3 separate regions of the Mus musculus genome follow, and all the other regions are linked to region 1. Evidence: chromatin loops called from intact Hi-C (ENCODE). Cell type or tissue: left cerebral cortex. All regions are shown on one strand.

What was found. Peaks named below come from ENCODE experiments on the same cell type or tissue, not always from the same donor. Only the 100,000 strongest peaks of a DNase experiment are listed, where the experiment ranks them.
Region 2: a loop joins it to region 1, with 2.2 times the contacts of the local background. A loop is called at or near these places in 4 of 42 quality-filtered maps.
Region 3: a loop joins it to region 1, with 2.1 times the contacts of the local background. A loop is called at or near these places in 2 of 42 quality-filtered maps.

What each region holds. Positions count from the first base shown.
Region 1 is chr12:113,218,533-113,222,532 of GRCm38, reverse strand. No RefSeq gene overlaps it. Among named protein-coding and RNA genes, the nearest start is that of Gm25622, 6.4 kb to the right of the region's middle. In left cerebral cortex, CTCF peaks have their summits at 284 (motif pointing left), 1,123 (motif pointing left), 1,841, 2,482 (motif pointing left) and 1 weaker place; DNase peaks (open chromatin) are centred at 282, 973, 1,842, 2,480 and 1 more place.
Region 2 is chr12:113,399,819-113,403,818 of GRCm38, reverse strand. It overlaps Igh. Among named protein-coding and RNA genes, the nearest start is that of Adam6b, 88 kb to the left of the region's middle. In left cerebral cortex, no CTCF peak of the experiment used is centred here; a DNase peak (open chromatin) is centred at 2,018.
Region 3 is chr12:113,319,286-113,323,285 of GRCm38, reverse strand. It overlaps Igh. Among named protein-coding and RNA genes, the nearest start is that of Gm25622, 110 kb to the right of the region's middle. In left cerebral cortex, no CTCF peak of the experiment used is centred here; DNase peaks (open chromatin) are centred at 917 and 1,993.

The DNA of each region.
Region 1 (4,000 bases):
CCTGCTGGGGCTCCAGAGTGGTGTAATACAGGGCTCGTGCGCCCCCTGGTGACCATGTGTGTCACTGCACACGGAAGGCCGGATTCAGATACTTGGCTCTACCCAACCAGGTGTACTTTCAGTAACAAAACAGACCCAGAGTATGTACACACGCAAATGTCCATGTGTGTGTCCCCATGTTTACACATCTGTGTCCCAGGGAGTTCATGTATCACCCATGATAAATGTAGACACTGGTGGAAATAGTATGACAGGGGAACAGGAACTGCGACTGGAGAAGGTGCCCCCAGGAGCAGATCTCTGCTGCCACCATGTGGCCATTGGTGGTATTATCTTTGCAGCCCACAGGAAGCTCCTCTTACGCAGGCGCAGAGGGACTAAGGCACTGGTTCTCAACCTGTGTGTCAGGATCCCCGCTAAGGGGTCCGATGTCTTTTCCACACTAGTTGAAAGTCAGATGATTTGAAACAGTAAACAAATTACAGTTATGAGGTAGCAAAAAAAATAATTTTACGGTTGGGATGACAACATAAAGAGCTGTATTAAAAGGTCACAACGTAAGGAAGATTGAGAACCACTGAGCTAAAGCGACCAGGAGTACATGCCTGGGTTTTGATGATCAAGTTGAGAGTTCAGGCTTGTACTGCAGTTTGGGAGAGAAGGCTTATATTCTCCTCGTGGTTACCCCAAGACTCTGTACATATCTTGTGCACAATGTACCAGCAACAGGAAAAATAAAAAATTACATAAATAAATAAGCCCCAGTCTGGGCTCCTGGGCAGTCTACAGTCCCATATTCCACACAGATCCATGGACACGCCAGGAAACAAAGAGAATTAATAACTGAGGTAGGTGGGGAGAGGGCTAAGTGTCAACAGAATTAGGGGGTACCCAGGGCCACCAGCTCCAGCCGCCCCGCCCCCGACCTGCACTGTCCCTAATACCTGTTGGGTTCCTAGGGCCTAACGATACTTTGCAATCTGGTGTCTGGCACTGAGGAAGCACGGTTAGGCCAGTCGTGAGACTGGTCAGGGCTGTCACACTAGCTGGTTGCCTAAGCACCTGAGATACACCTGTGGCGTCTCCACAATGACCACAGCGTAGTGCTCAGGTGCCCCCTGGTGGACAGATGCACCACTGCATGCTGTGCCAAGCCAAGTTCAAAACCTGGCACCTACAGAAAACTACTACGATAGAAGCTTCTTAAAATATATACATATAGGGGGCTGGAGAGATGGCACAGTGGTTAAGAGCACTGACTGCTCTTCCAAAGATCCTGAGTTCAAATCCCAGCAACCACATGGTGGCTCACAACCATCCGTAATGAGATCTGACTCCCTCTTCTGGAGTGTCAGAAGACAGCTACAGTGTACTTACATATAATAAGTAAATAATTTTTTTAAAATATATATATATACATATGTGAAAGAAATCTAAATGGAGTCGCCAAATAACAGAAGAGACGAAGGCCCAACTAGACATCTCTGACCCTCCAGTGTGTGTGTGTGTGTGTGTGTGTGTGTGTGTGTGTGTGTGTGTGTGTGTGTGTGTGTTTAGACATTTATGTCTCTAATCCTCCTCCCCGCTGAGGCTCCAGCACTGTTCACATCACAAATGAGTCGGGCGTGGAGAGAAAACAACATTGGTAGAAATCCAGAGGTCATGTGATGGTGTTAAAGTCTCACTGTTGACCGGGATTCTCTGACTGACCAAATTGCAGTCACCAGGAGGGGCTCTGAGCTCAGAGCTCCACAGAGTCTACTATGACTACAAAGTTCCTCCCAGCCCTGTTCTAACCAGCATGGGCCTGAGGCCTGCAAGAGCAAGACTCTACTGGCCTCATGTGGCCTCTGGTAGAATTGCACTTACTGCCTACTCGAAACTCTCCTTAGAGCTCTTAGAGCAGGTTGGGGAAGGGCTGTTTTCTCAAGGCAGGTGGGGTCAGTAGCTCTTCCTCTAGTGTGGGAGACAGCGCATGCTCTGACTAGTCATACAGTTACGATGGGGAAGGGCATGTGTCCCATGTGTCTAAGGCTGCACTTGGTAGTGAAGGTAGGGGTGCAGGCTTACCCACCCAGGCTCATGTCCACCTCATGGTAATGCCCAGGCTCTGTGCATGCCATGTGTGTGCACAGTTACTGGCAGCAGGTTCCAAGGCCCAAGCCAGGCTCCTCAGCAGCCTAGACTCCACATCCCATGTGGACACACAGCCACACCCCACACTAAGAGAATTTATGACTGAAGTGAAGAGATGTTCGTGAAATTTGACAGAATTAAGGAATTCTGAGGGCCAGTGTCTCCAGCCAACCCCACCTACACTTCCCTGTGGGCTTTGAGTTTCTAAGGCATGGTGGGATACCCACTGTCTGACACTGAGGGAGTGTGGTCAGTCCCTGCCCTGGAACAGTGGAGTCAGATCACATTGGCAGGTCAACTAAGGACCACAATGCACAGTGCAGAGCTCATGTGCCCCCTGGTGGCTAGATGCACCACTGCAACCTCTGCTAAGCCAAGTTCAAAGAATTGGCCCCACCCAGCCGGGTAGACTCTCAGGCACAAGTGACAAACACGTACTCAGAGAGCATGTATATATGCCGCTGTGTGTGTAAGAGGCCAACACTGGTAGAAATAGAGATTGTGTGATGGTGTTACAGTCTCGCTATTGGCCAGGATTCTCTGGTGCCACACCACCCCCAGTTGGATCTGTGTGACAAGTTCCACAGACTGTGGCGATCGACCTCAAAAGGGGAAGACTTCCTGGAACCAACTATGGAACTCTTTGCCGGAGAAAAATTATTGAGCCATAGTTCTCATGGCAATCTATCTGTTTTGTTTTCTCTTATTCCTTTTCTTATTTACATGTTCCTGGAAGCCTAGGCCAAGATCTTAAGCGAGAATAATGGGTAAGAAACCATCCCTAGAGATGGGGCCACTAACATGACCTTATCCCCAGGGAAACCAACACTTTACTTTTTAAATCATTTATAAAACTATTATGATAAAAAACTTTCCCAACAATAAAATTTCATATGGTTACACGTGTGTCATCGGAGGTGGGTTTTGGTATATAGTAAAGAAAGCCTTAATTAGAAAGAATTAAAATGGTTTAAATTTATGCAATGAAGATTTATTTTAAAAATCAGACATTAGATGTTAAATAATAATTGACCATAAGTGGCTGGAGAGTTAGCTCAGCAGTTAAGAGCACTGACCATAAAGATTTATTAACCTGCTCTTGGAAGTATACCACTAGCCTTGGACGACTGCCCCACTGAATACATTCTTTTAGAATTGTTGTTATATTTTGATGATTTATATTAATAATGATGTTACTTGCTCTGTTTGTGATTCACTGAATACATAGTTTCAGAGTTGTAATGCTTGGATGATTTTTGTGCTTTACTGTGCCAAATGATTTTTGTGGGTATTTGTGATTGTTTCACTGGATACAGTTTCTAAGAGATGTGATGTTTGGAAGAAATGTGATGTTTGGTTTTTTAATGTATAAAATCCCCTGCTTGAGCCCAGAGGTGGTGGAGCACGCCTTTAATCCCAGCACTCAGGAGGCAGAGGCAGGCGGATTTCTGAGTTCGAACCCAGCCTGGTCTACAAAGTGAGTTCCAGGACAGTCAGGACTATACAGAGAAACCCTGTCTCAACAACAACAACAAAATCCTACTTGAGATCTGCAAAATACACTCAGATGCAAACTGCCTCTGTGTTTGTTTCTGTTTGTCACCACCGAATCCTTACCCACCTAGCTTCGAGGACCCTCATTCCAGGGACCCCCATACCCGACTGGGGTGGTCCATGGCACTCTGGTTGACCAGACTGTAGTCAGTCTGAGAGAGGGGCGCCACTGAGGTGTGTCGGGCCTGGGACGCTAGGAGTTGAGTCCGGACCAGATGAGAACTGACCCTAGTTGGGGGTTGTCTTAGTCAGGGTTTCTATTCCTGCACAAACATCACGACCAAGAAGCAAGCTGGGGAGGAAAGAGTTT
Region 2 (4,000 bases), 180 kb before region 1:
TTTGGTTTTTTTACTCTGATTCCAGGACACAGAGAGCAAAGGAGAATCAGAGGACTGTGTGTGAATGGATAAATGAGAGAGTGAGTGAATCGCTAGCAACCTTAAGGGGGCTGTGGGCTACAAGAGGCATTGGCTTCACAGCTGCCCTGAGAATACCCATCCCAAACTTCTAGAGAAAGCCATCTAGAAGAATAACTGTCACCACCCCTGTTGCCCCCAAGTAATGACTCCCAGAGTTTTGTTTTGGTTTGGTTTGTTTTTTTTTCTGGCTTTGTGTTTACAGTAGAACCTATCAATAAGCCACTGGGTGTCAGAGAAAATATGGGTTACCAAAATCCAAGGCCCAAACTCTGTAACCTCTCCTAAGAGTCGGCGCTGTTTGGTTCATTGCAACTTTTCTAAATCTAAAATTCATTATGAAAACTACACCGTGATGTTCATGGTCATTGTCAAGCATAAAGAGCCAAAACTCGTGGAGCACATTCCCAGCTCTGCCACGTGAGCTCATAACCTGCAACCAGGTTATGCATGCCTCCCCTCCCCTCCCCTCCTCTCCCCTCCTCTCCCCTCCCCTCCTCTTCTCTCCTCTCCCCCCTTTCCCCTCCCCTCCCCTCCTCTTCCCTCCTCTTGATTCAGGAGTGTCAGATTATACAGGACCACTACACTACAGAAATCTACCCAGTGGAGTCATGTGACACACTCATGGCCCCTGGATTCCGTAAACCCATGGGTTGATACCATTCCCACAGACAAAGCCACAAGCTGTAAATCAGTCCTATCACTCAGGCAGGAACTCACAGCTCATTCCCACCAACAGCCTCCTCACAGGTGGCTACTGAGCAGAAGCGTCTGTTTCCAAATGTGGCAACAAACAGGACACACTCCTACCCACACTGAAACCAGAGCCTTTACCCACCAGCAGCCTGGGACCCCTCTCTCAGCTTGAGGATTGAAACTTTAGTGCCTAGCAGAAGCTGGACTTCAGTATAGAGTAAAAAGTATAGACAGACCTGCAAGTCTCCAAATGCAGCTCTGCAGCCCACAATCTGGCCACCCTATGAATGCCCTGGCTGAATTTATTCTGGAATATATGCAATTCAAATCGAATGGAGGATGAAAGAAATCAATAGAATTAGTTTCTGTCCTTATCGTGAGTACAAAAAAGTAAATTATGGCTTGGAGGATCAACGAGACTAGAAGGAATCCTAGGGAATATGTATATTGTTTCTGGGTGAATAACCACTTTCTGAGAACACCAAAACATGGTTTAATAAAGTAAGACAGACATATTTAACCACAGAGGAAAGTTATTCAGTTTACATATTGATCACAGACCCCTCCAATCCCCTCTCACACAGAACTTCCTGCCTCCGATCATCCCTCCCCATTTCGTCTAAGAAGGGAGAGGACCCCTATGTATCAACCCACCACCCCACATCAAGTCATTGCATAGCTGTTTCCTATACCACTGAGACCAGACATGGCAGCCCAAGTATGGGAATGGGATCCACAGGAAAGCAACGGAGTCAGACACAGTGACCTGCATGAAGAACAAGTTGTACACCTGCTACATATTGGGAGGGGGTGTCTAGGTCCAGCCCTTGTATGCTCTTTAGTTGGTGGTTCAGTCTCTGAAAGCCCGCAAGAGTCCAGGTTAGTTGACTCTGTTGGTCTCCTTATGGAGTTCCTATCCACTCCCAGTCCCTGAATCCTTCCCCCAACTCTCCCACAAGACTCCCCACAGCTCAGTCTAATGTTTGACTGAAAGTCTTTGAATCTGTTCAAGTCAGCTGCTAGGTGAAGCCTCTCAGAGGACAGTATGCTAGGCTCCTGTCTGCAAATGCATTAACAATGTCAGGGATTGGTTCTAGCCCATGGGATGGATCTCAAACTGAGTCAGTCATTGGCTGGCCATTCCCTCAATCTCTGCTCCATCTTTGTCCTTCCACATCTTGTAGGCAACACAAATTTGGGGTGGAAGTTTTTGTGGGTGGGGTGCTGTCTTTATCCCTCTGCTGGGAGTCCTGCCAGTTTACAGATTACAGTTTACAGTTCACTTCAAGCTCCATATGTCCCACTGCTAGGAATCTCAGCTAGATTCATTCCCAGAGATTCCCCAAAGCCTCCCCCACTCCAGATCTCCAGCACATCCTAGAGATGCTCCCTCCCCCTACAAGCAACTTTTTTTTCATTCTCTCTTCCAAACTCTCCCTACACAGATCTGCCCCTGACTGTTTCCTGGCCCATCCTCTCTCCCATACAGTTCCCTCCCTCCATTCACCTCAGATGTCTATTTTATTTCCCCTTCTGCATAAGATTCTAGCATCCTCCCTTGGGTCCTTCTTGTTATTTGGAATCTTTGGGTCTATGGAATACAGCATGGTTATCCTGTACTTTATGGCTAATATCCACTTATACGTGAGTATATACCATCCATGTCCTTTGGGAGCTGGGTTACCTAACTCAGGATGACATTTTCTAGTCCCATCCATTTGCCTGCAAAATTCATGATATCCTTGCTTTCAAAAGCTGACTAGTATTCCATTGTGTAGCAATTAAATGTGAACCACATTTTATTTATCCATTTTTTTTCAGTTGAGGGGCATCTGGGTTGTTTCCAGTTTCTGGCTATTGTGAATAAAGCTGCTATGAACATAGTTGAGCAAGTGTCCTTGTGGTATGGTGAAGCATCATTTGGGTATATGCCCAAAAGTGGTATAGCTGGGTCTTGAGGTAGAACTATTCCAAAATTTCTGAGAAACTTCCAAGTTGTTTTCCAACATGGTTTACAAGTTTGCATCCCCACCAACAGTGGATTATTTCCCTTGCTCCAGATTCTCAGCAGCAGCATTAGCTGTCGCCTGAGTTTTTGATTTTAGCTATTCTGATGGATATAAGGTGGAATCTCAGAGTCTTTTGATTTGCATTTCCCTGATGACTAAGGACTGTGAACATTCCTTTAAGTGTTTCTTGGCTATTAGAGATTCCTCTGTTGAGAATTCTCTGTTTAGCTCTGTACCTCACTTTTTAATTGGGTTCTTTGGTTTGTTGGTGTCTGGCTTCTTGAGTACTTTATATATTTTGGATATAAGCCCTCCTGTCAGGTGTAGGATTGGTGAAGATCTTTTCCTTTTCCATAGGCTGCCATTTTACCCAATTGACAGTGTCCTTAGTCTTACAGAAGTTTGTCAGTTTCACAAGGTCCCATTTATTAATTGCTGACCTTAGTGGTTGAGCTATTCATGTTGAACTCAGGAAGTTGTCTCCTGCACCAAACAATGTGCTCCAGGCTATTCTCAACTTTCTCTTGTTAGGTTTAATGTATCTGGTTTTACCTTGAGGTTTTTTATCCACTTGAAGTTGAGTGTTGTGCTGGTTGATAAATATAGATCTATTTGCATTCTTCTACATGCAGACATCCAATTAAAGCAGCACCATTTGCTGAACATGTGTCCCTGTCTCCATTGTATGGTTTTGGCTTCTTGGTCAAAAATCAAGTGTCCATAGGTGTGTGGGTTTATTTCCAGGTCTTTGATTCAATTCTATTCATCAACCTGTCTGTTTCTATACTAGTATCATGAATTTTTTATTACTATTGCTCTGTAGTACAGCTTGGAGTCAGAGATGGTGAACCTCCAAAAGATCTATTTTACAGAATTTTTTTTAAGCTTTATTTTTTTTAATATTTTTAATTAGGTATTTTCCTCATTTACATTTCCAATGCTATCCCAAAAGTCCCCCATACCCTCCCCCCCCACTCCCTTACCCACCCACTCCCACTTTTTGGCCCTGGTGTTCCCCTGTACTGGGGCATATAAAGTTTGCAAGTCCAATAGGCCTCTCTTTCCAGTGATGGCCAACTAGGCCATCTTTTGATACATATGCAGCTAGAGTCAAGAGCTCCGGGTACTGGTTAGTTCATAATGTTGTTCCACCTATAGGGTTGCAGATCCCTTTAGCTCCTTGGGCACTTTCTCTAGCTCCTCCATTGGGGGCCCTG
Region 3 (4,000 bases), 100 kb before region 1:
TCCCCGAAGCAAGAGTCTTGCCTTCTTTTCTGTTGCATCCTGACAATAGCAGTTTTCCTCAATGGCAGTTTAAGCCTAGGGTCTATCACCATGGGAAGGGAGAGCAGGAACCTGAGGTAGCTGGTCCCTCCACAGTGACAAACAGAGAGAGGGGTGAGCACATGCCCACTTCCCAGTGACCAATGATGTTAGGAAAGAAATCCAGTGGGGAAGAAGAGGGAATGGAGGAGAGGGAATAGGGATTGGTTTTATACATTACAAGTATTGTGAGATTCCCTAACAAGAAAGAAAGCTACTGCAAAAACGGCTCAGGAGGAAAAGGCACTCTGTGTGGAGCTCTTCAGTGGGTATGAAATGGTGATGGAGAAGCCCAGGTGCACTGAAAATCCAGGAGCTGAATTTGATCACCAGGACGCATATGGTAGAGAGGAAAATGAATTGATTCCCAAATGTTCTCCTCTATGTGTGCACCGTGGCATGTGCATGCACACAATTACACATAAACACATTCAACATAAATACAACACACATATACACGCTGCACACACATACACACACAGAACACACACCACACACACACACCACACACAATCACACACATATTCCACACAGTACACCACAAACATCTATACACACCACACACACACAGACACACACACACACACATTCATACACAGCACAACACAAACATCTATACACAACACACACACAATACACATAGTCACACGCATATTCACTCACACACATATTCACCCACACACAATCATACATAGACACATTCAACATAAACACAACACCACACACACACACACTTGCACACACAAATGTAATGATTTTTTTAAGGACTACATCTTTTTTCCTCTCTGTCTGCATCGCTGAAGGTGTTCATGCTCCCATCCTTGCCAGACAGCACTTTATGAGAAATGAGTCATAGCCATGCCACAGCCTCAGTGTGGTACTGACTTAAAATTTCCTCCAGCAGATAATCTATTCTATTCCTTATGAACATGGCCAGATACTTTCCCAGAATGTAACAGAGGCCATCATACCTTGATGAGATCCTGTCCCCCTTAGAACCCCATGGGCTGGGTCCTTGCTGTCCAAAGCCCCTTTTTAATGTTGCCTGCACTGGGCTTTCTCTTCCTGTAGCAAATCTTTGCACCTTATTTTTTTAAGTTCCTAGAGCAGGTATATCCTGAGAAAGTACTTATTTACATCCAAAGAATAGATACAGAATATATACATTTCACAGGGCTCCTTTTGTCCTGGTTACCAATGCCATTGGGTCCACAAGTTGTGTTTGGACCTTACAATAACAAAAAAAACAAAAAAAAACAAAAATCAAAACATCATTTTCTTTCCTTAACCACCAATTCTATCTCTGTCTATCTCTCTGCTTCTCTCGGTGGGGTGTGTGTGTGTGTGTGTATGTGTGCGCGTGTGTGTGTGTGTGTGTGTGTGTGTGTGTGTGTGTGTGTGTGTGTGTGCGCGTGTGCGTGTGCGTGCGCGCGCGTGTGTGTGTGTGTGTGTGTGTGTGTGTGTGTGTGTGTGTGTGTGTGTGTGTGTGTGTACGTGTACACGAGTGAAGGTCTGAAAATGCATCTCATTCCTGAAGCTGGAAGTCCCGGAGGCTGTGAACCATCTGGCCAGTTACAGAGAACCAAACTTGGAGTCCTCGCAAAAGCAGCATATACTCTTAACTGCTCAGCCATCTTTCTAGCACCCGAATTTTCTTTTGAGGCCTTGTATGCTATACAGGATAAACTCAGCCAGGTCACACCCAGCATAGCCCAGCATAGGCAGAACAGCCACAGCTAGAGATTTAGAGGACTGGACATCCTTCCAGCTGGACACTGTGACCTGGTTTCTGCTAAATTGAAGCTTCAGTCCTCAAGATGAAGGAATGGCGTCTGCTGGGCCACAGAGCAGGCCTGAGCCCTTGCTTTCGGTGTGGGCAAGCGTGTGTCCTGTTTGTTACCACAGCTAGAAACAGATGCTACTGCTGAGAAGCCGTCTGTGAAGAGGCTGTTAAAGAGTTGTGAAGCGTGGCAACCACGGCAACCCACATGACAAGGATGACTTACAGACTGTGGCTTTGGTGCTGGGAAAAACATTAACCAACCGTCCTACAGAGGTTCCAGGGCCACAAGATCATCGCATGTGTGGAGCCGTGGATTGTAGTTGACACCTCTATCACCCAAGGAGAGCCATGTGGAAGGCATGCCTTTGTGTTGCTGTGTATAAATGAATTCAAGCAGCAGGGTTAGGGTTTGAGAACCCTGGCATAGAAGGGTTTGCTAGAGTGGTACCACAAATATCATTGTACAGTTTTTATCTTCCATGTGGAGAAAAGCTGTCAGGATCAAATCAAGCAGCTTCTATCCCCAAAACTGGCCATTGGTCTCCAGCCTTGGTACCCTATGCTACCTGGAGCTGCCCAGGGGTTTGTGGATGGGGTCTGTGATGGAAAACATCAAGCCTAAAATCCAGAAAGGAATATGGACACAGCCTCCCTGTGGCCACATTCCTTCCAGGAAGACTTTCTCAGTAGGCTGAGGTAGACAGACTTTGGGAAGGTGTCATCCAGGATCTCTAGTGATGTTGCAGATACTGAGAAACATTGGCCTCCCAACATGGTCATTTGTCTATTCACTATTTCAGGTGTTTGTTTGTTTTTGTTTGTTCATTTGTTGAAGTGTGCGTGTGCATTTGTGTGTGTGTGTGTGTTGGTGGGAGAGTACAAGCCATAGAACACAGAGAAATCAGAGAACTTGCAAGAGTCAGGTCTCTCTCTTCAACATGTGGGTCCTAGAAGTGGAGTTCAGCATCCTTATCTGCTGAGCCATCATCACACTGGCCCACTCATTCCGTCATCTACTGGCTCATTTATCCGTTCATCTGGCTCTCCTGAGGCGAGAGCCCTTTGCCCTCCAATCCCAGCAGGCAGCATTGGAAGCACACTGACAGTGATGGGCACATAAGGGAGCAGTGCCAGAGACGACACCAGGGTACAGAGACACTGCCCATATCTGACAAACGGTGAAGATCTAAGGACTGGTTGGGGAGCCTTAGAGGATCAGGCAAGGCCTCTGGTATAGCAGAGACCCAGCACTCCAGGTCAACTCTACCTACAGAGGCTTAATTATTTCTCTTCAATGGCTGCACTGACCAATAGATGATGGGAAAGGTCCCTACTGACCTGTGGGGTTCATGCAGAACTGGGGTTAGCAGATGGGGCTTGAGCTTGGCAGCCTCTGTGGGAAGCCTGTGGGGAGATAGACAATACTCTAGAGAGACTGGAGCCCTGCAGAGGAGATGACTGGATGTTTGTGGCTCAGATTGGCTGTCATGGTCACTGCTGGGTCACAGAGAAAGGCAGGGACTTCTCATGGAAAGAGATCTGGCATATCTGGAAGGAGAAGCTGTCAGGAAGATACTTCAAAGCCCTCTGAAAGCTTTGGCTTCTGCAATTCTTCCTGAGAGTCTCAGGTACGCTAAAGTTTGCCAGGGGCACAACCCTCTCCTGGTGGGATTAAGCTTGCTGCAAGGCCTCAGATTTTTTTTTTCCACATTTGAGCTGTTTCTCATGTATGGCAAATAAAATTACCCTTTTTTCCCACAATGTCTTCCCATTCCATTCTTGTAGAGTGGGCGAAAACCTAAGACAGGAGAGTTGGTCACTTCCATATAGTCCCAAATTCATGCCCAAGAGACTTACTTCCTCCATTAGCCCCTCCCCTGCCATCACCACCTCCCAATATGGCCATCATACTCTGAATCCATCCACCAAGGATTTAACCTTTAATCCTTGACTGGACTAAGTGATAGGGTTTCTGTGGAGGTGTCTATGCAGGACATTCCAGAGACTGTTAGATCTTGAGAGTTCTGAACCAACCATTGGGTTAAATCCAGATCTCTTTCCATGAGCTATAAATTTTGTGTGTGTCATTTATCTGTCCTTTATGTCTAACTTCTCTGTTCCCACATTATATGCCTATCA